2 separate regions of the Homo sapiens genome follow, and region 2 is linked to region 1. Evidence: chromatin loops called from intact Hi-C (ENCODE). Cell type or tissue: endothelial cell of umbilical vein. All regions are shown on one strand. Links, peaks and the distances in the headings refer to the core of each region. The heading gives the core; the rest is flanking DNA.

Region 1 (11,359 bases), core at 1,214-9,213:
CCATCAATGATAGACTGGATAAAGAAAATGTGGTACATACACACCATGGAACGCTATGCAGCCATATTAAAGAATGAGAGCATGTTCTTTGCAGAAACATGGATGGAATTGGAAGCCATTATCCTCAGCATACTAATCGGGAACAGAAAACCAAACACTGCATGTTCTTACTTATAAGTGGGAGCTAAATAATAAGAACACATGGATAGATGTGGGGAAACAACACACACTGGGAACTAACTGAGGGTGGAGGGTGAGAGGAGGGAGAGGAGCAGAAAAAACAACTAATGGGTACTAGGTTTAGTACCTGGGTCACCAAATAATCTATACAAAATCCCTCATGACATGAGGTTACCTATGTAACAAACCTGTATATGTACCCCTGAACCTAAAATAAAAGTTAAAAAAATAATCCTTGGCCTATCTAGCTTAGAGAGGCTCTTAGTTTGAAAGAGACAATGGATGGTGTGCAAATTGAAGGTCACATTATCCTTCTAGGCTGAGATGTTCATAGTTCACAGTTCTTCAGGAGCTGGCCTGGGCAATACAGTTTGATCTAATACACAATAAACTAATTGACAATTGGCTGTTAATGGCCAAAGAGTGCAAGGGTTATACCATTTACATGGCATATAAAAAAGGTACATATATATCTCCAATCTTTTCATGTACATCCAGTCCTAAGGAGGAAATTATTACAGGTACAGGATTTCAGTCTGACCTCAAGAGGCAACATCTTATGGGAAAAGAGGCTTTTGAACACTTAAGCCGTGGTTTTGACAATTGTCCTTTTGGCCATGCTCAAGGGTATACATACAAAGTCTTGTATCATCTGGGCAGGGCCAAAGATGCTACCACAGGCCACCATCACCATTACATAACTCATTATTTTGCAACTCTTGCCTCATCCAAACTGTGTTTTTCTCTCAGTTCAGTTTCTCTTTCAAAGGACCTGATTACAAATTGCAAAGGCCAGGCAGACCTGGGCAACCCCAAACAGAAGTCTCATCATCTGCTTTGGCAACTTCCTCCGTGACTAACTGTGGGAGCAGAAATACAGACTCACAGACTCTCAGAGTGGACAGGATCTTAGAGGTCGGCGAGCTTGGTCTTCCCTCAATGTCACTGGTACATCAACACAATGATTGGCTTATTGAGCCCCTACTTAGTGCCAGAGGTCATGGTGGGTGCTGGAGGGGATATGACTAAGACACTGAACAAGGCCCTGCCGCTGACCTCACAGTGGGGAGACAGGTGAGTGAGCAAGTGGTCGGGATGCCCTGATACACATAGCGTAGGTAAACACTCGGGGGCTCATGTCAGGGAGTGTCAACCAGGGTCGGGGGGTGGTCAGAAAGGCGTCTTGACAGAGGTGCAGTCTTTCCACACCTCCTTGTCTTTCTTGACATATAATCGACAAACACAAATTTATACATGGTAATGTGTACAACTTGTTTTATATATACATTGTGGACGCCACAATGATCAAGCGAATCAGCATTTCTATCACCTCACAGAGTTGCCATTTTCTTTTGAGAAGTGGATTCTTAAAGGGAGAAAAGAAGTGAGCTGGCAAGAGATTCACAGGTGGAAGGGAGATGTTCCAGGAAGAGTTTACAGCATGTGCGAGGGACATGAGCCAGAAAGGAAGAGAGATGGGAAGAAGGAAGGGAGAGACAGAGAGGGCCAAGTGACCAGGACCAGGACCAGGAAAGAAAGCTGAGCTCTTTGCATATTTAGGGAACTGCCAGGAGTCCCCAGGCTGGAATGTGAAGTTCAAGGCCTGGAGCAGAGGGAGCTGAGACTGGAACAGTAGGATGGACCAGTTCAAGAGGGGCTTCATGGAGCTGGGGCTTCATCCTGATGGGGTTCAGGACATATTGCCCCTGAAAATAGAAAATTGGCATTTGAGAAAACAGCAAAAGCAGAAAGGCCACTCTCACCTTCCCTTGTTCTACCCTTCTCTCTGAGGCCGGTCATCAGTCCCAGGAAGGATTTCCTGACTTTCCCCTGAAGTAGGACATTGGACCCTGGTGTGAGTGATGCCCGCATACTCAGAGGAAAGGAACATCCTTTTTCTGAAGACACAAGGACACAGAGGAGAATCTGAGCCAACAGATGTGGTGACATTCCCTCCAGGTTATCACCCGCTTTGCTCGGTCATGCCTCTCCATGACTGTCCACTCTTCATCCAATCGAGCATAGCAAATACACAGGTTTCCCTGTTTCTCTGGTTCTTCATTTCCCCTCAAAGGCTTCTGTGTCATGTAAAACTTATATTCTATGCGTTTGTATGTTCTTCTCTTGTTCATCTGTCCTTCATTATAGGGGCCTCAGCCATGAATCTAGCAGTGGGTGAAGACATCTTGCCAGCCCTACAATTCCAAAAGCAACAAAGGACTCTTGAGGGTTGTGAGCAACACAGTCATTGGGGAACACCAGATGGCTACTGAGGTTTCTCCAGTGGTCCACAGGTGCCAGCTTCTTTCACTGTAAGGTGGGTCAAGTGGTTCACCCGTGTGTGTTCAAGTGGGGCCCAGAGCTGCCTCCACAGGCAGGGTCCCTTTCCAGTCTCCCTGCTCTTTCATGGGCCACGTTCCCAACCTCTGAAGACTTTCTGAGCCTACCCTACCCCAAGTTTCCTTTTCTTCAGGGTTAACATGTCTAATCCCTTCTCCATTTCTCTAGAAAAGTGAGTTGTCTACACCACAGGCATTCCTTCAGCCTCTGGGTGTAGATGGAGCATACAGATCTTGTCCTCATGGGCAGTGTAGATGTTTACAGACACTGAGCCCACTTGATCTGCTGTTTCATGATCCAACTCAGACATTTGCTCTTTGGTTAACTCATTCACCCACAGCCGCTCGGTGGCCGGCCTTTTTCTCTTCTGTTTTGCCCATTCCCCTGAGAACATACACTTTTTATATTGCTTTGGTTAAGCCTCAAGCATAATCATTTGGTTTCTTTATACAGCTTCTTTCTCTGAAGCTAGGACTACCCTAGTTTAGATACCCTAATGTCCACCAGCAACATGGCATCATGGTAAGGAATGGTCCTGCCAGTCAGAAAGACCAGAGTTTAAATTTTGGCTGAATTATGTAATACTTGTGTGACTTCAGGCAAGTGATTGAAACTCTTTGAGCTTCTGTTTCTTCATCTCTATAAGGCCATCAATATCTAGCTTTGTGAGCTGTGAAGATCTCAGTTAATACAGGTAACATCCTTGGTGTATAGTAGCACAAGAGATCCAATGCCTATTAAAAACAGAAGTGACAGCGGTAATAGCAATCATGATCTCGCTTTTCTACTTATAATCTGGGTCTCATTATTTAATCAGAGCCTCAGTTTCTCCATGTATTAAAAAAGAATAATAGCAACTCTTTGGCAGAGTTATTTGAGGATTCAATGGGATAAAAGCACATGTGGCACACAGTAGGCTCTTCAAGCACAAATGTGTCCTTGGCTTTTGCCCTCCAGTGGATTCTCCTGCCCTCTTGAGCGATCACCTTTGCTGCTAGGCTTTCGCCTCCATCTCCAGATGTTCCTGTCGGGGTCCCAGGCTCTTTCTGGGTGAACATCCTCTGAGAACATCAGGATCCCCTTTTTGGTTGACCAAGATCAAAGAGTTATTTTTCTGTCCCTGTTTTTCTCTTTCCTGGCTGCTAGGGGTTGAATTGTGTCTTCCTTCCCCATGAAAGGGTATGTGGGAGTCCTATCTCCTTGCACCTGCGAATGTGACTTTATTTGGAAATAAGATCTTTGCAGATTTCATCAAGTTAAGATGAGGTCATGAAGGTGAGCCCTGATACAATATGACTGCTGTTTTTGTAAAAGGGGAAGAGAACTCTGTGTGAAAGAGACGCAGAGGGAGAAGGCGGCCCTGTGAAGATGGAGGCACAGGTGTGAGAGATGCTGCCACAAGCCCAGGAATGCCCGGGGCTGCTGGAAGCTGAAAGAGGCAAGGAAGGATCCTCCCCTTGAAGGTTCAGAAAGAGCGTGGCCCTGCCAGCACCTTGATTTCAGACTGCTGGCCTCCAGAACTGTAAGAAAATCTATTTCTGTCATCTGAAGCCACCCAGTTTATGGTACTTTGTAACAGCAGCTCTGGGAAGCTGACACAGTGGCCCCACTACTAGTTAGAGTCCATAGGACTGGAAGTTCTATTAGTTTGTAAAATAAACATTCCTAAAGCCCACCTTTAACGTGGAAAACCTGGTGACTCAAATTAGAGATGTATTACATGATTATATAGAAATTGAAATAGATTGGATGGAATAGGGGCAGGTGATTAAGAAGAAAAGAAAATTGCCTAAAAAGGCCCAAGCCACCACCTTGCTCATGGATAAGAGAAAACAACTTGTAAAAGTTGAAAGGGACTCAAATGAATGTCAGGGCAGGAAGAGTGATGGGGGCCATAATTCAACGGTCTTGGGGGAGCTGGCATTTTCATGCTGATTAATCTAAGATTTCGGCTTGAACAAGGGATAAGGTTTACAGACTAAAAATTAGCCACAAGGTATAACTTTACCTCTGGCTTAACAGAAGACTGAAAGAATAAAGCAAGCAGCTGTGTCAGAACTTGCCAGGCAATGTGAAATACTGTGGTTTGAACAAAGCTGAGTTGGGCTGAGAATGAATTACAGGAAGAAAGGCAGGAAGAAAAAGAAAGAGCTCTGGGGCTATTTATTCTTTGTGTACAGGACGCATTGAAGAAAGTACTGAGTCCCACGTCACCAACCCAGCTGGAAAACGTGGGGGCAACCAAAGCACAGAGAACATGAGTCACCAGCTCCTCACTCTCAGGAGCTCCATATTTGGGAGCCCAGCAAAGGGCTTATCATTTTTCGGATGGAGTCCCATGGGTTCTGGGGCTGCTGCTAGCTTCAGCTAAATGTGGTGCGTGTCTTCAAAATTAGAACTGACAATGGTGACCTTGGAGTCTTGCAACCTAGTGTTTCAGGGGAAAATAGTACCTAGATCTCAGCAGAGTGGGGATAGAGGAAGACATGGAGCTGCATGCTGTTGCCCGTGCATCAGCCAATCAGTTGGTCAGCCCTCTTGAACTGTTTAAGACTACCATGGACATTTGCTGTTTTCACCTACCCAGCATCTGTTCCTCCTCTGCTTCTAGGAACCATCTTTTGACTTTCTTTTGGGAGACTTGCATTTCTCTCTTCTTAGACCCTGGTGCCAGGGGTGGGTGCATGGCCACAGTCTGGACAATCAGAGTATTCCATTGTCCTGGGGGCTGCAACTGGTTTAGGGAAGGGTCATAGCACAAGTCAGCCCAAACAGAGTTCATCCTAGGGACTTTTACAAAAGCTACTGGGGACAAGATGCCGTCAGCTGGGTTGCTGGGAGGATGCGGGTGTGTGGAGCTGCATGTGACCATCTTGCTATGGGTTCAAAGAGGGACCATGTCCTGATGAGGTGGAGCCCCTGTATCCACTTGTGCCTGAAGCTCTTTTCTGCTACCCAAGCTGACATACTCCATCCTTTTGTTTTCTTTTACTGGCAAGCTAAAGAGTTCTGACTAATACACAGATCTCAGTAGGGCACAGTAGGTGCCATAGCAAACATCACACAAATATATGGAAGCCAAAGAGAAAATGCATATGGTATGGTGGGTCTGAAGTCAGATAGAGGAGACATGGACACAGGAATAGTCCAGAGTATTTTAGAATACTTACAAGTATTTCAAAACACATAAAATAAGGGTATTACTCCCTTAAATCCTTCTGGAATGAGGGAATAAAAACAAATATGGTTTTTAAAAGGAAACCATAGTAATTTAGTAAGAACTTCTCAAGGGGCTAGAAAAATTTAAAAAAAAATTAAAAACCAATAGTAATTTGAATTCTTCTTGCAGTAATATGGTATAATAGCAACAACAACAACAATAATAAATCAGCCAAAACGCAAGAACTGTGGGTGTCGTGAAGTCTCCGACCTAGGGTGACGAATTCATCCTGGTTGGTCTGGGACTGTCCCTGTTTTAAAACTGAACGCTCTAATTTCTGGGATGCCTTTAGTCTTGGGCAGACCTGAATGGTCAGTCACATGTTTTCAGGTCATTTTACTTTTCTGAGCCTTGGTTTCTTCATCAATGAATGGGGCGTATGTGGCAGGAGGAGGAGGTGGTGATAGAAACATCCATGCTTTTCAAACCATATTTTTGAGAGCTTTAGGTTTTTTTTTTTAATTATTTTTTTGAGACAGAGTCTCGCTCTGTCGCCCAGGCTGGAGGGCAGTGGCGCGATCTCCGCTCACTGCAAGCTCCGCCTCCTGTGTTCACACCATTCTCCTGCCTCAGCCTCCCCAGTAGCTGGGACTACAGGCACCCGCCACCACGCCCGGCTAATTTTTTGTATTTTTTAGTAGAGACGGGGTTTCACCGTGTTAGCCAGGATGGTCTCGATCTCCTGACCTCGTGATCTGCCCACCTTGGCCTCCCAAAGTCCTGGGATTGCAGGCGTGAGCCACCATGCCCGGCCGAGAGCTCTAGATTTTTACTAAGAGCTGCAACAGCCACTGCAGAAAGGAAAGTATGAAGCAACCTCCACTCCATTTCTGCTGCAGTTGGAGTTTCTCTTGTATGTGTTTCAATTGAGATCTGCCTAACATTTGTTAGGGGAGTGGGGAAACCTGCTCTCCGAGGGACCACCCTCTAGAATTCCATGATTTTTTCTCTTTGTTATGGGGCAAATGGCTCTTATAGACCACTGGTTCCCACACCTGACGGATCCTAAGAGTCACCTGGGAAGTCTTAAAACTAAATACTGCCTGCCACACCTGGATATTTCTACTCCGTTGGAATTGGGTGGAGCCAGGGATCTGTATTTTTACAAAATCTTTGCAGGTGACATACATATAAATTATTCACAAATGTCGGTATGCTAACTATCATTAATAATATATTACTTTCCACACATCTCGCAAATGGCCAGGACACATCATTGTTTGAGACACCATGTTCCCATACATCTTAAATTTTCCGTGCATCAGGAAAGCTTGTTAAAACACAGATGGCTGGGCACCACCCCCAGGGTTTCTGTTTCAGTAAGGCTGGGCGGGGCTGGAATTTGCATTCCTAAGATACTCCCAGGTGGGCATCTGCCACCTTCAGTAGCATCATTTTAGACCACAGGCTCACTTGAGTGTCTTGACTGGTCTCTTTAATCGTTGGCATCATCATAACCCACCCCCCCCACCCTTTCCCCTCCCCCTGGTATAGCACTCAGTAAATTATTGATGAATAAATGTGTGGATAAATGTTTTATGGCCTGAATGACGTGACCTTTCAACCATCTTTCTAAAGAATATTGTGAATTACACCCCTTCGCATGTAAGAAAAGTTTCTGCTGGTATCTAAGGAATATTGTCTCATGGGACCTCAGCTGAGGACATGGGTGGGGCAACAGGATTTCCTGCTCTCAGCTTTAGAGACTGTGCTGAATACAATGAGGTGACTGAGGCCTTCTGTTCCGGAGCCTCTAGCCAAGCCCACTGGGGTCTCGTTGAGCCACCATTTTTTGGAGCTCCATTTTGCTTCGTTTTTCACTTTTGAAGGCCGGCAGATTTCCTTTTCACCCACCAATTCCTTCCAGGCTTTCTTTAGCATGTTGTCATATTTAAGTCTTTAAATTGATTTGCTGGGACATTACACAAGCGTCTTCTGGCTGCTCTAACCCTTTACTCCTGTGGATAAACTTGTCATTATCCCTCTGGAAGCCCCAAATGACCACTCCAACCCCTGCGCAGGCCCTGATCACACCCGCATCCTTTGGCTTGTTTTTCTTCTCCGTTGGTGCTGCCACAGCGGCAGGCAGCTTGGCACTGTCTTTCCACACATCTTCCGTAGTCTGAGAAATGTTTCTTGGACTACAGAGACCTATTCATGGCCACAACCCAGATCTCAAGGCTAGGCACACCCCAAATAAAGTTAGAAAGGAAGAGAAAGCCACTGACCATTATTAACCTCTAAATAGGGAGCGCCCAGTCCAAGTTCTGCAGGAACATTCAGAGGGTGTTTAACTGGCTTTGCAACTTTTATGTAACTACTTGGAATCAGAAACAACACCCAGAAAATAAATACAAATAATAAAGTAACTTTTAAAAAAGATTCACTCTCTTTTCAGGCGCTTGCTTCGGTGCTGATCATGCAGACCTCGATTAATTAGTATTCAGTCCCAATGACCCTAAGAAAACAAGATGTGTGCACAAACAGGCAGGAAGCAGTCCTTGGAAAGAGAGTTTGGTTCTGACCAGAACCTATACTTATGGAGAAGTAATCTTTTCTACGTCAGTTCTACAAGATCGGCCTAGCTGAATGGCAGTGAGTCTGCGGTGATGAGTGAAAGCAGCCTTCCCTGCCTTTCTTCCACCCAGGCAGTCCCTGTGGGTCCCGCCTCCAGAGGCAGCCATTCAACTAAAGAAGCTATGGGGCCGCATGGTGGCTCACGCCTGTAATCTCAGCACTTTGGGAGGCCAAGGCGGGCGGATCACGAGGTCAGGAGATCGAGATCATCCTGGCCAACATGGTGAAACCCCGTCTCTACTAAAATACAAAAAATTAGCCGGGCGTGCGTGCTGCATGCCTGTAGTCCCAGCTACTCGGGAGGCTGAGGCAGGGGAATCGCTTGAATCCGGAAGGCGGAGGTTGCAGTGAGCTGAGATCACGCCACTGCACTCCCAGCCTGGCGACAGAGCAAGACTCCGTCAAAAAAAAAAAAAAAAAAAAAAAAAAAGCAATGGCTCTGCTGTTACATAACGTCAGCAGCACTGTAGGAATAACACCTTTTCCCTGATGTCAGAAGCTGCAGAAACGCCTGCCAGTGCAGAACGCTCCTCCAGTGCAAACTGGTCTGGAAGGCTTGGCCATGTGTGCCCTGGAAAGTTCTGGAATCTTTTTGGTGTTGGATTAATGGCATTCATGTTTCAGAAAACACCTCCAAACCTAGTTAACAGGAAAACTGTTAGAGAATAAATAAAACGGAGCGTTTAAAAAGTTTTCCACTGAGAAGCAGTTTGAAGAGTCAAGTCACCCTAGAGGAAAGCTGGGTATTTTCTTGTAGGTAGCCTTGGAGGCTTTTGTGAACATGGCGGGTGGTGGTTGACAGGGTGGTTGGAGGAAGGAAGAAAAATGACCTGCGTGCCACTCTTAATAATTGCCTCTTGATTTAGAATCAGGACTTTTCCCCCTGGTTTTACAAAATACATGCAGTCTTCCATGTGAAAGATTATGGGATGAATGGTGGGTGGCGGAGTGTTGCAAGGAGAGACTTAAACAACTCTTACCATTCATAAAGACCGAGGAAATTCAAATACTGAGAGAGGGGCTAAGATCACACCATCGGCAGGCAGCAAGAATGAGAAAGGTAGCCTTGCTGTGGCTTAGCTATGCATATTATCATGGGGGAGAGGCAAACTGTGCAATTCTTAAAGTTCATCTTCTTAGTGGTGAGTCAGGAACAAATATTTTGTAGGAGACACGTTAAGTCTGAAAAGCTTAGAGAGACTTGAGAGAGCTTCTGTATATAAAGGAGAGAATTGAAAATTCCTGTTCTACTCCATCCTGTTCTGTTCTCCAGGTGGAGTAGCAAGCTGGCAAGTCCCCCAGAAAGGAAAGGCTAGAGGGGTTACAGAGACAGAGAGCCAGCAAGGGTTTCACGTGGGCAGGGTGGAGAGATGTCAGGGGAAGGTATGTATTTATCTCTGTGTTAGGAAACTCTTGGAGAAACAAGCTGAAGCTTTCTATAAAGCCTTCCTGTTTACCCTTGAAAGAATCAGAAGCAAATGGGCCTTTGCCCAGGAAGCTACAGGGATCATTTGCCATATTTGGATTTCTCTGAGTAAGAGGATAGAGGAAGCCTCTGCCCAATGTCCTGGGATTATGAAGACATACCCAAATGGCTTCAGAGAACAAATGCCTATCTGTCCCTATTTCACTAGTTAACTTTTTGTAAATTCACATTAATAGAGATAACTACAGATATGCCAGTTCAAAGTTATCTGTAAGTTCCTCTCATTCTCTGTACAAACTTCACTTTTGCCCCACATTCTTCTAGACATCTTCCTTTAGAAGGATGACTGGAAGTCATGACAGCAGCTCCTCAAGGGCTGCTTCCGCCATGGTTAAGGCAGAATAGAATACTTTTCTCTTTCATAATATCCCAAACAAGTTGCCACATGTTGTTAACCCTGAACTCCAAGGAAACCCATCCTATAAGATTGGTGTCCAACCTGCGAACCACTGTCTTTGTCATGAAGATGTTCTCCTGTTGAAGGAGTTTAATGTGTTGGTGTACCATTTTGTTGCCAGATAGCAAGTCGTTTGAGACCTGTTTCATGCCATGAGGGACAAACCACATCTTGAAGTGGCGTGGTTGACAGTTGTGTCAAAAAAATAAAACAAGGCATTATCAAATAATCTTCTGAAATTTCTGCCTATATCATGAAAGGAGGATGTTTGATGAGCAGAAGTTGGTGTGGGATTCATAACTAAACTGTCCATCTGTGGGAGAATTCTGCAGGCTTCCATCACTAGTGTGTGACACAGCAAAGAGATGACAGTCCTATTCAGCTCCCAAATCTGTGGTTCCAGGGCACTGCTATTGGAACGAGGCTCAGTCTTGGGTGCCACTCAAAAGGGAAAGTACAGATGGATTAAAGAGTGATCAAGCAAAATAAACCCCCATTAGGGTGAAGAGGGTGTGACATATGAGGAAAGGGTTCAAATGCAGAAAGCATTGTAGAGCAGAAGAAGAACTCCCAAAGGAGAGCATGAGCAAGAGTCTGCCAGGAATTTAAGGAGAGTCTTAGGGAAGAGCAGAAAGTGAATAACCCACACACAGGTGAGAACTGTGTGGTCACCACTTAGCCAGGTGACATGGTTTCCTCTGTGTCCCCACCCAAATCTCATGTCAAAATGTAATTCCCAATGTTGCAGGTGGGGCCTGGTGGGAGGTGATTGTATCATGGGGGCAGATTTTTCCCTGGTTGCTGTTCTCCTGATAGTGAGTGAGTTCTCATGAGATCTGGTTGGTGAGAGAGCACCTCCCTGCTCTCTCTCTTCCTCCTGCTCCAGTCATGGAAGATGAGCTTTCTCCCCTTTCACCTTCTGCTATGATTGAAAGTTTCCTGAGGCCTCCCCAGAAGCTGAGCAGCTGCCAGCATCATGCTTCCTGTATAGCCTGCAGAACCGTGGGCCAATTAAACCTCTTTTCTTTATAAATTACCCAGTCTCAGGTATTTCTTTATAGCAGTGTGAGAACTGACTAATACATCAGGGAAGGCTACCACTCCTTGCCTACATGCAGAATTCAAGAAACAACAATGAGCACTTTGGTCCTCATATTCT
Region 2 (11,359 bases), core at 1,804-9,803, 77 kb before region 1:
GCAAATCTGTCTTCGTCTATCACAAATGGTAGTTCCTCTTGCTTTCTAATGTTCCATAGAAGAGAGGGGCGACTCAGTACAAGATGTAGAATTCACAGTCAGTACCTGACAGATGTTATACTTTTTAAAAAATTCAAACAAAACAAAATGATCACCTTCTACTTTTAAGGTTTCTGGCTACATGCACATTTGAACGCAGCTTGGTCTAGATTTGCTTTTTACATTTCTCTTTCATTGCAATGTTTCAAATTAAGGTAGGATGTGTGAGCAAAAGAAGGGGCAAAAGAAGAAGGAGAACGCTATCATCTGATGAATTTATTTCAAGATCGGTAACTGGGAAAATTCTCGTTTTGCACTAATAGTAGAAGGTGTGTTTCCTTTCCCCCACCTAACCTCAGATTGCTCAGTTCCTTGCCTCCCCTTCCACCTGCCTTGGTGTGCACAGACCCTGGAGGTGTGGGATGAGAATGGAGCTGCAGAGGAGTCTCCAAGGTGCAGAAAGAAAAGCCATGCCTGGGAGCCGCAGTTGGAAGCATCATTTCTTTGTTTTCGGCTTCATCCTGGTCACACTTCATTGCATTCTCCAGTGTGCAAACGGAGCGTTGTTTACCCATACAGATATTGGGTGGTTGTTGTTTTTATATGTTCTTCATAGCTGTTTGCTGGATTTTCCTCTGTCTTCTTCCCAGTTTGATTAATCACTTCCCTCTTGACCCTGAAATCATCAGCCTGTCTGTGCCAAAACACCGCCTCCCACAGAGATAGGGTCTGGTGAATATATCCGTCACATAGCTCTGCTTGTTTTCCAGTCTTCGTGATTAACAGGGACAAGTGGCTCTGTGCTGGCATCTGAAAAAAAGACACTCCTATTGCTTAACCGTTGCCCAGTTTAACTCACTTGAGGAAGTGATTTCTTGGGAATTGGCTAGGTGAAGGTTTATTGAAAGGAGTGTCCAAGATTATGATATTGGGAATTAAATAGCCAGGCAATTAACCATCTACTTTTCCTTATGTGAGTGTACTTTACCTAATAGATATATTCTTGAAAATGTGTATCCAAGTTGAGATTAAAAAAATTATAACTAGCACAGAGGTATCAGTTACTTAAGACTCTGGTTAAAATGAACAATTTGTTTGTAAATGAATAATCCCTCTCTAATTTAGTTTCTATAAAAACAAGCATTCAAAAGGGTTGAATTTGCTGAAAGCAAGGGCAACCTGAATCATGACAAGTGCCACCGATGCTGAGGTGCGAACGGCCGGGGACTGCGCCTATCTGTGTGCGTTCACCTGTGTTGCCCTCCACACAGTCCCCGCCTGTGGTCTAGCCTTCTACTCCCTTTCCGGCCGGCAGATTCCGTCTTGCCAGTGGCTTGATATGACTTCATTTATTTGAGGTTGTGAGTCAATGTTATCAAGATCCGAATTACCCTGGGCATTGTTCATACAATGGAAGGCCGAAATGGACACCCATGACATGTAGGGCAACCGTGAGTAGAGCCTCACTCAATATGAGATTGTTCCCTGGAAAATTCCTGTGTTCACCCGACAGCAAGTGATTCAGATGTCAAGATTAAGGAAAACGACTATGGGGGTGGACAGGTACTTTGACGTACTCTGACCTCTTTTTATAGGATTGGTTTCTTCTTCATTAGCATTTTCCCAAGTCGAGCAAAGAAATGTTGCCTACCTGAATGTCACGTCAACATCCAAATGTGCTTTTCCTCTTTCTAATGAAAGAATTCAGCCAAAGGCTGCAATGAACATGCTACGAGATACTGTTTCCAGGCAAAATCCAAAAGTTGTTTTGAGACCAAATCCTTTTTCCACTCTCTCTCCCTCTCTATGTCAAGCCCAAGAACCAGATGAGAATTGGAGTTAGTATTTGTTAGGAGCTTTTTGGAACATACCCTCATTTGCACATATCTCAATTTCCAAGTTTTACGGAAGTAATAATAGAGTATTTTGTTATAAAGGGGTATGGGATAGGGCTAAATGACCTGGGCTGTCCCTGTGATCAGGGAGTGTCCATGTCTTATGTTCTGAAGGGTGATGTGGGCCCCACTCTTCAGATTCTTCCCTGGACCTGGAAGGGGTACCCAGTCACATCTCACTCACCTGGCCCTCAGTGCAGACAGGGCTACAGCTGGTGCCACACTCTGGGCCCCTTTCACCAGGCTGTGAATGCTGTAGATCAACCTTGGTTTCTCACAAGCACCCCTAGGTCTATCCTTGCTCTCTGGGAGTATTAATGCTTTCCTTATTTCCCACTAATCAGTTATTCAATCAACTCGTTAATCCACTTCTGGGCCTGCTGGGCACAGAGCACTGTACTCTCTGTTGGGAACTGTACTCTCTGCTGTACTCACTGTACCAAGCTGAATAATACCTACTGCATCACAATAATATATGACCTCAGACCTGTTAGAATTGCTATTACCAAAAAATAAAGCATGAAAAAACCAATGATGTGTGTTGGTGAAGATGTGAATAAAAGAACCCTTACACACGGCTGGGGAAAATGTACACTAGTACAGTCCTTATGAAAAACAGTAGGGAAATTCCTCAAAAAATTAAAAATAGGACTACCATATGACCCAGCAATTCCATTCTGGTCTAGATATATACACACTTCTAGGTACAAATCTAAAGAAATGAAATCAGTGTGTCAAAGAGCTCTCTGCACCCCCATATTCATTGTAGCAGCATTGACAAGAGCCAAGTTATGGAATCAACCTAAGTGTCCAATGGATAAATGAATAAATGTAGATGAATAAAGAAAACGCAGGACATATAGATAGTAGAATACTACATATCCTCAAAAAAGGCCATCTTGGCATTTGTGACAACATGGGTGAACCTGGAGGACATTTTGCTCAGGGGAATAAACCAGACACAGAAAGACAAATACAACACGATCTCACTTACTTGCAGGCTGTAAAAAAGTGGAACTCATAGAAGTAGAGAGTAGAAAGGTGGTTATGAGAGGCTAAGGTTGGGGAGAGGAGGTACAGGGATTGAGGAAATGTTAGTAAAAGGATACAAAATTTCAGTTAGGAGGAGTAAGTTCAGAGAATCTATTGTGTGTCATGGTGACTATAGTTAATAGTAAAGTATTGCATACTCGAAAATTGCTAAGAGAGTGGATTTTAAATATTTTTACCCTAAAAAAATGATATATGTCAGCTAATGCATATGTTAATTAGCTTGATTTAGCCATTGCACAAACATTCAAAAGATCATGCTGTACATCATAAAATATACGCATTTCTTATTTGTCAATTAAAATACATACATACACACACACACACACACACATATATATATATACAAAATTTTTTTTAAAAGACCTCCTGCATGTTCTCAGCTAGTGAATGGTCTAGCAAGGAGGCCGACATGCCCACAGGCAGCAAGCTCAGCACTTTGTCAAGGGTGCTAGGATAGAAACAAGCACAGAGCAAACAGAGCAGGTGTGACTGATGAGTTAATGGTTTACTTGTATTAATGCTCGTTCAGTATAAGCTGCAAGCTGGGAAATTCTTCCAAGCCACTCAAATCACTCAGCATTGGACTTTTGCTTTTCTGGTGACACATCTACTCAAACTGGGGGAGGATGTTCTTGTAGTTATTGGCTTTGCTAAAGCAGCACCCACATTAAAAAAAATGAGAACCGAAGATAGGAAGCACATGTTTCAACCTCCTCAAACGGGAAGTTAGATTCTACTTTAGATAATCACTACTTTAAAGTGTTTTAATCATAAGAAATCATCTCAAGACATCATTAGATACTGATGGATCAATCTATAGTAAATTTGTGGAGATGTCATAAATTCAAAATTTCAAACAATACGCTAGATTTGGAAGTGGGAGACATCTTTCAGTTGTGCAAACAGAAACAGAGATAGATTAAGAAATCTAATTAAAACCTCCACCAATACCAATTAAAATGGAAATTACCTGGGAGAAAATGAGTCTTGATTAAGAGAAATGCCTGTGTTACAGATTTTTAAATGCAAGTTAATTATTATTATTTAGCTACTACTTAATTGGCATTCATTCTATGCTAGCCTGCATTATTGGCTCTGTGTGTGTGTGCATGTATGTGTGCATGCGTGTGTGTGCACCTGTGCACGTGTGTGTGTGCGTGCATGTGTGTGTGCACGTGTGTGTGCGCACGCGCACACATGCTGAGTCTTCTCTCCTTATCTAAAATGTAAGTTCCTTGAGGGTAGGGATTGATGGAATTCCTAGGGCCTAGAACAGGGGTTTGCAGGGAGTGGGTACACAGAGGGTGCTGCTGTTGCTGCTACTCACGCTTTTGGCCCACCTGAACCCAAATCAGTGCTTAAAATTCTGCCAAGTCAAACCTCATTAGGATTTTTTTTAACTTCAAACCCAGCTCTTTCTGGAGGTCCTGGTTCCCTGATTCTGATGCTTTTGCAGAAGGGCATCTGAGTACCAGAGGGGAACAGGATTGGTTCCACCTTCTCTCTTTACTCAGGAGAGCACAGTAGTAACATGTGCCAGGCTTCCAAGGGAAAACAGAGCCAAATAGTGGCCATTATTATAGCATAATGCATATGTGATGGGAAAGAGGGATTCAAAGGAATTTGGAAGGAACATAATGGAGGAACAAGGATGAATAGTTCAATTAGATCCTGGCAAAGGAATAGCTCTTTGGTTACAGGATCTGGAAACAAACAAACAAACAAACAAACAAACTAGTGATGGAAATGAAAATAGAGTCACTGCAGAGTTTCCAAGGCAGCGAAGCAAGTGTACCAGCACAGTACAAGAGGGCTCTGATGCCCGGGGGGTGCATCTGGAAGTGACTAATTTTCATTTGTAATATGGTGCAGTGGCAAAGCATGGGGCGGAACTATCACGCTGCAAAGACATCCACTGGGAAAGCCACCAGCCACTCTGAGCAATGTCTCTTGTCCTTACACTTAAAATGGAAGCTGCTGGAAGAAAAGGGTTTCTGCCTCTACTTACACCACTGAGTACTTGATAGGTAGTGAGACTATGGTTTTGGAGAGCAAATGTAAACACAGCCAAGAATGGCTACTTAAGTCAATAGTGGGAGGTTGGAAGAATGAAGCTTTTATTAGACAAAAGGTCAACATTCATGAGTGAGAAGAGAGAGGTGGCGTTTGGGGGTGGGGAAGTGGTGGAGGAAGAAATTCCAAAGCATGTTACAAATGGGGCTCAGGAATGTGTTTCAATTAGCAAAGGAAGTGAGCTAGGAGGTCTGAGTTCTGACAGGCATGGGCAGGGGGTGGAAAAGAGACAGAGGCCAGCTGGTGAGAAAAGGCTCAGAGAGCAGCGCGAACTAGTCCACAGGGATGAGGCACGTTGCCCTCAGCCCTGAGATTCTCAAGGAGGCTAGGACATCTTAAAAAATTGGACTTTTGCCCATAGCAGTGTTGAACCATCTCAGTTTGGTGCTAAAGGTCTGTGGTGGAGGCACATTTCTTCCAGCATGTGGGAACTTGAGGGGCAATTCTCTTTCTGATTCTACAGCGGATGTTGTGTAGCGTTCACCCACTCTAGGGCAATAGGGACTTTCTTTGGTGACTTCCCAGCTACGGAATGATTAGTAATAGCTAACTCGGCTGGTTCTTCTCCATTTGCCTGCCTCCCACCCACCCAGATTCATTCTCTTTCTTCCTTTGCCTTGCCTTGCCTCTTGAGAAGCTGAGCCTGAGGGCCACTTCTTTTCCACTCCCTGGCTTCTCACTGGATCCAGCCAGCGGGAGGGAGGCTCCTGCAAGAGGTCGGAGGCTGGAGGGAGAATGGGAGTCGGGTGCTTCCTCTCTGCTGCCTCCCTGCTTCTCTCCACAGCCTCAGCTTTCCCTGGGATCTCATAACACATCTTCTTCCCCTCCCGCTTCCTGTCCAGGCTAGTCAAGCTTCTCACTCGCCAGCCTCTGGGAACCACAGTAGCCTTGAATTGCGCTCTTTTCCCAGTTCGCACCTCTGCCTCTCCTCCTTGTTCATCTGAAGCGAATTCTGTACCCTGCCAGACCCTGCCTGTAACGCTGACTGTGCTGAGTGTTGTGACGTGCCAGACCCTGTCCCCAGCCCTCTCTGTGCACTGACTCACTGAGTCCTTCCAACACTTATAGATGAGGCTGGTGTTCAAAAAGGTTAAGATACTTGCTCGAGGCCACAGAGTTGAGGTTTGAACCTAGGTAATTGAGCTCTAGACCCCAAACACTTAACCACTGGTCCTTTCTACCTCTCTCCTAGCTTGAGGTCACATTGCTGAGGTACAGCTAAGAATGAGAAAGTTGCAGATTCGAAGAGCTCAAAATACATGCCAAAGGTTTATACACTAAAGCTTATTTGTAGGAAAATCTCTCAGATCATATTAACTCTTATTTTGTGCACAATTCTAACAGATAAGATACTGGATTTCCCATCTCAGTGGTTCTCAGCCTTGGCTACTCAACACAGTCACCTGGGGAGTTGCAAACTGTCCTCTTGCCTAGGCCAGTGAAAACACAATTCTGGAGATGGGACCCAGGAGATTTCAGCATGCTGCCAACATTCAGAACCACTGTCCTAGCCCACAGCGGCAATTACTAGAAGGCAGGGATTACAGATGGACAGGTCGGGAGATGTAAGTAAAGAGTAGCAGCTGACAGCTACACAAAGGGAGGATAAAGAGTTAAAAAAAAAAAGCAGGGGGAAAAAGGTTCTGATCTGGGTTCATTTAATGTCTGGGCAAACTACCCCTAGGTCTGCAGACATCTTATTATTTTTATTATTACATTATACTCATTATTCTGAGCCAGTTAAAAAATAGAAATATTGTCAATATACTTGATTGAAGTAAAGGCAATAGATACCTTTTGGAAAGTTGTCTTCACCCTAAAAGGCTACATCATTAAGGATATTCTTTAATAGGGTGAACTTGAGCTATCTGGAAGATTCACTTAAAATATGATATTTCCAGCTGATCTGTTGATGCCAAATAAATGAGGAATTGCTGCAGGACTGCAGATGTTTGTCAGAATACTCACACCTGCTGACTTTCAGCAGATGAGAAGTTCACTTGCTCCTGATTCATGCTCACAGATGACATTTTCATATTTCTTGGCCCTAATGCGGGTGCTTGGACAAACACTAGAGCTCCCCAGGCCATGGCAAAAACAGAGGACGATGCCAGCGGCGCGTTCTCCTGGAAACGGTCCGCGGCACCGGGAAAAGCGAAGGCTTCGTGTGTCTCAGCGTGGGCTGCGGTCTCCCGGTTGTTATTGTTGGTTGTTCTTTTTGGACTGGGGTTGGAATATTCCAACAATCTGTTCCTGACAGAAGACCAAACAACTTTTATTTCTTTCTTATGTTTCTCGTGGCTGGTCTTCTTGTTTACATGCTTGCCTGCGAAAGCTGATGTTGTGATGTGAGGATGGCTCGCAGGATATCAAGGGTGGCTCAGGGCTCCCCCTTGCATTAGTTGAGAAGCCGGGGCCAGGCAAGGGGAAATTCAACAATTGCCATTCCCACTGCAAACAAACAGCTCTCATCTCCTCCCGCTCCCCGCACCCCTGAAACTCCATTGCTGCTTATTCCTTCCCTCCAGTTCTTCAAGGACTCTAGCACTGTTTTGCGTTATCTTACCTTGAAAACACAGATTTCAGCATTAGCTCACCTTGAAAACAAAGATGTCCCAGAGAAACATCGTGGGTGGCTCCCGGGAAAGGTCTTGCAGCTACAGCCTTGTCCAGGCTCAGCTCCTGCCTGGGCAGGATTCTCATCCTTGGCCTATTGACATTTGGGGCCAGATCATTCTTCATGGTGGGGGCTGCCTTGTGCATTATAGGATGTTTTGCATCATCCCTGGTCTCTACCCTCTAGATGTCAGTTGCATGCCTTCCACCATTTTTGACAGTGAAAAATGTCTCTATTCATTGCCAGTGTCTTGTGGGGGATGCAATTACCTCCAGCTGAGAAACAACATGCCAAGGGGAAGATGTATGGAGACCTTAGCTTTCCAATTCCATCAGACACTGGGTACCCTGGGGCCAAGGAACTAAACTAACATCTCAAGGTTGTTCACTCCACCACTTGGCTGTGAGGTGTGTGGGCTGTTGTCCTCTATCTAAAGTATTTTCATGTAAGTGAAGAGTTAGACCTGTTTTGCATGGACCCTGGATTGACTGGGAACTTTCCAGCAGTCAGAACTGGCCAGGGGAAATGAGCAGCCTGAGGAGTGGCTGGCCCCCACCATGGGGAGGACTGGGTGTCTTCCATTTGCTCCTCCGGTGCCATCTCCACCCTCTTCTCCCCTGCTCTGCACCCCAGAGTCTGACCTGCAGTTATTCCACTGGGCGGCTCCTCTGCCCTTTGGCTTCCAGTTGAGTGGAGAAGGAAGTAAAGTCTGGACATTTTCCCCTGCCTCTCCCATCCGTACAAGGCCACTGTGGCTTGGCTATGTCCCTCAACCAATGGTCTTGACTCCTGTTGGGGGCCCCACGCTTGGAGCCCTCTTCTGCCTCCTAGGCATGGTGAGGGAGGTTTCCCTGACACTAGCCCTGGCCACTGCATTGCCCTTGGTGTTTGCCAAGCCCTGGCCTCACTTGTAGCTAGTCCTGGCATCAAATCCTCTGAGTTCCTGTTACATTAGGATAATCTGAGTGTGTCCTGTATGTCTTGCTGGGATCTTTTCTAATACAAGAAGTCATGGGGATTTTATATTGAGGATACATGGACCTTCAAGGCCTCTTTGAACCCACAGATTCTACGACATGCATAAGCATTCAATGGTTGCTCAAACACTAGCCTGAAAAGGAAAACCTTGTCCTCTTGGCTGAGAGATAATGAATATTTATTCATAACTTCCTATATTTGTATCATTGCTGTGGAAGAAAGATAGGCATGTTTAGAATGCCCAAATGCTTGTGTTGCAGATGGTATCAGTTGTTGAACCAAGAACTACCCTTTTAAGTCTTCTTTCTTGCTTACAGAACCCTGACTTCTTCCACCTTCCTCAGAGCAGCCATGTCCTTTGAGAGGCCCTGGGCTCTTCCCCAGCCCTAAAGTGTGATATCGATTTCTATCATTCTGCCTTCCAGGATTGTCGTAGACATGGGTGCATGGTACAGTTCTGGGTTCGTTGAAAAGATAATTATGCAGGAGGTTGCTGGTAAAGTTTCTTCACTCTTAGAAAGAGACACAATGAAAGGCTATTCCCTTTATTCCACCTCTGGACATTGGTGTGAGAAGATGTGATATCTGGAGCTACAGCAGTCCCCCCGTTTTTTCTTTTGTTTTTATCTTTTTAGAGACAGGGTCTCCCTGTGTTGCCCAGGCTGGTCTCAAACTCCTGCACTCAAGGGATCCTCCTGCCTTGGCTTCCCAAAGTGCTGGGATTACAGGCATGAGCCACCACACCTGGCCAACAGGGTGGCAGAGCCCAAAGATGAAGAAATCTTGGTCCTTGATATGTTTGAGCCAATGAGATAACCAACCTCAGGATTACTCTTTTTTTATATATTTTTATTTTTATTTTTATCTTGAGACAGACTCTCGCTCTGTCACCCAGGCTGGGGTGCTGTGATGTGATCTCGGCTGACTGCAAACTCCTGGGTTCAAACAATTCTTGTGCCTCAGCATCCTGGGTAGCTGGGATTACAGGCACACACCACCCCAACCAGCTAATTTTTGTATAGATAGGGTTTTGCCATATTGGCCAGGCTTGTCTAGATCTCCTGGCCTCAAGTGATCCACCTGCCTCGGCCTCCTAAAGTGCTGGGATTACAGGGATGAGCCACTGTGCCCGGCCCTCAGAATTACTCTTCTCAGAGAATTATATTATGTGACATCATGAATGCTTTTATTGCTTAAGCTATTTTTGGTCAAGATTTCTGGTACTTGACCTGTAGCACAAGGTACTTTAATACATGGTTTCAGGTGTTCATCTCCTTTAATTCAGTAATAAATAGTAGAGATTAAAAACGCCATCTGAACCTCTCAGCGACTTTTGCTCACTCCCTCCTTGGAGCAATTTTACAGTTTGGCTTACATGTTACCATGCTTTCCAGATACTCCTCCGACAACCCTGGCTGTTCCCTCTCACTGTCTTTTCTTGGATGCTCCTCTTCTCTTTTCTAGCAAGTCACCACATGGTGCCAGTGCCATGGCTTTAATGGCCATGCAGACAGTGATGACCACAAACGGAAGTCTCTCTAACCTTGACTCTTCCTCTGAAGCCCAGCTGTGTGTATACAACTGCCTGCTCAACATGAACCCTGGATATCTCATAGACAATGCCAACTTCACATGTCCAGAACAGACTTGCTGTCCCTCCTCCAACCTTCTCCATGGTTCTACATCTCAGTAAATGGCATTCTCCTTTGCTATAACCAATTTTAGAGTCATTTTTTACTTTTTTCATGGCATGGAACCTAAACCCTACATCCCATCCTTCAACATATATCACATATCTGTTTCTTGCCTCTTTGACTACTACCTTCCTTGTTCATCTAAGCCACCAATATCTCTCTCCTGAGCTACGGCAACAGCTCCTCGCTGGCTGTCCTGCTTTCCCTCTGGCTCCCTGGTGATCTGTTCTAGGTATATCGGCCCAAGTGATTTTTCTAAATAAGGTCAGATCTTGTCACTTTCCTTCTGGAACTCTCCAGTGGTTTCATATCTCGCTTGGAATATACAGAAAAGTCGTTATGATCACCTACAATGCCCTATATGGTTTGGCCTTTGGATGCCTCTCCAGCGATCTCTTTATTGCAACCATACAGGCTTCTTTTATTTTCCTCAAACACTTTGAGCAAACTTCTACCTTATGACCTTGGCATTTGCCAGTCCCGTACCTGGAATGTTCTACTAGCTGCCCAGCTGTCGCCTCACTCACTGTTTTCAAGTCTCTATTCAACCATTGCAGCCTCAGAAAGAACATCCTTAAATACTCTATCTAAACTAGCATTCCTGGCATTCTCCATCTCTTTACCCTATTTTATTTTTATTCTTGAAATCCCTTACTCCTTGACAACCTATTACAACCTTTGTGTTTATTTGCTGATTACCTGTCTCTTTGGCTTGGATATAAGCTTTGTGGGAGTAGGGATTTTGTTTTGTTCACTACTGTGTCCCCTGCTCTTAAAACAATACCTGACCATGGTGAGAGGGTGGTCAGGATTTGCTGAATGCATGAATGAATGAATGAATGGCTCAAATGCCATCCTGTTATTGTAGATCAGGGAACTTGAGTAGAATCTTGGTTACAGAGGAGGGAAAAAGGCATTTGAGACCATTAGATTCCAGAGTTTTCCTCTCTAGCAATAGTCACCACATGGATGATGACCTCACCCAGTGCCATGGCTTTAATGACCATGGC

Evidence for each region. Hi-C counts contacts between places; a loop is a spot of excess contacts. Peaks named below come from ENCODE experiments on the same cell type or tissue, not always from the same donor. Only the 100,000 strongest peaks of a DNase experiment are listed, where the experiment ranks them.
Region 2: a loop joins it to region 1, with 7 times the contacts of the local background. A loop is called at or near these places in 7 of 110 quality-filtered maps.

The regions. Positions count from the first base shown.
Region 1 is chr6:11,349,527-11,360,885 of GRCh38, forward strand. It overlaps a transcript of NEDD9 not described here. Among named protein-coding and RNA genes, the nearest start is that of NEDD9, 120 kb to the left of the region's middle. In endothelial cell of umbilical vein, for the core only: no CTCF peak of the experiment used is centred there; a DNase peak (open chromatin) is centred at 4,755; H3K27ac peaks cover 2,480 bases.
Region 2 is chr6:11,272,249-11,283,607 of GRCh38, forward strand. It overlaps a transcript of NEDD9 not described here. Among named protein-coding and RNA genes, the nearest start is that of NEDD9, 45 kb to the left of the region's middle. RefSeq lists a silencer at 5,148-5,442 and enhancers at 5,340-5,409, 5,510-5,559, 5,570-5,669. In endothelial cell of umbilical vein, for the core only: no CTCF peak of the experiment used is centred there; a DNase peak (open chromatin) is centred at 5,163; H3K27ac peaks cover 722 bases.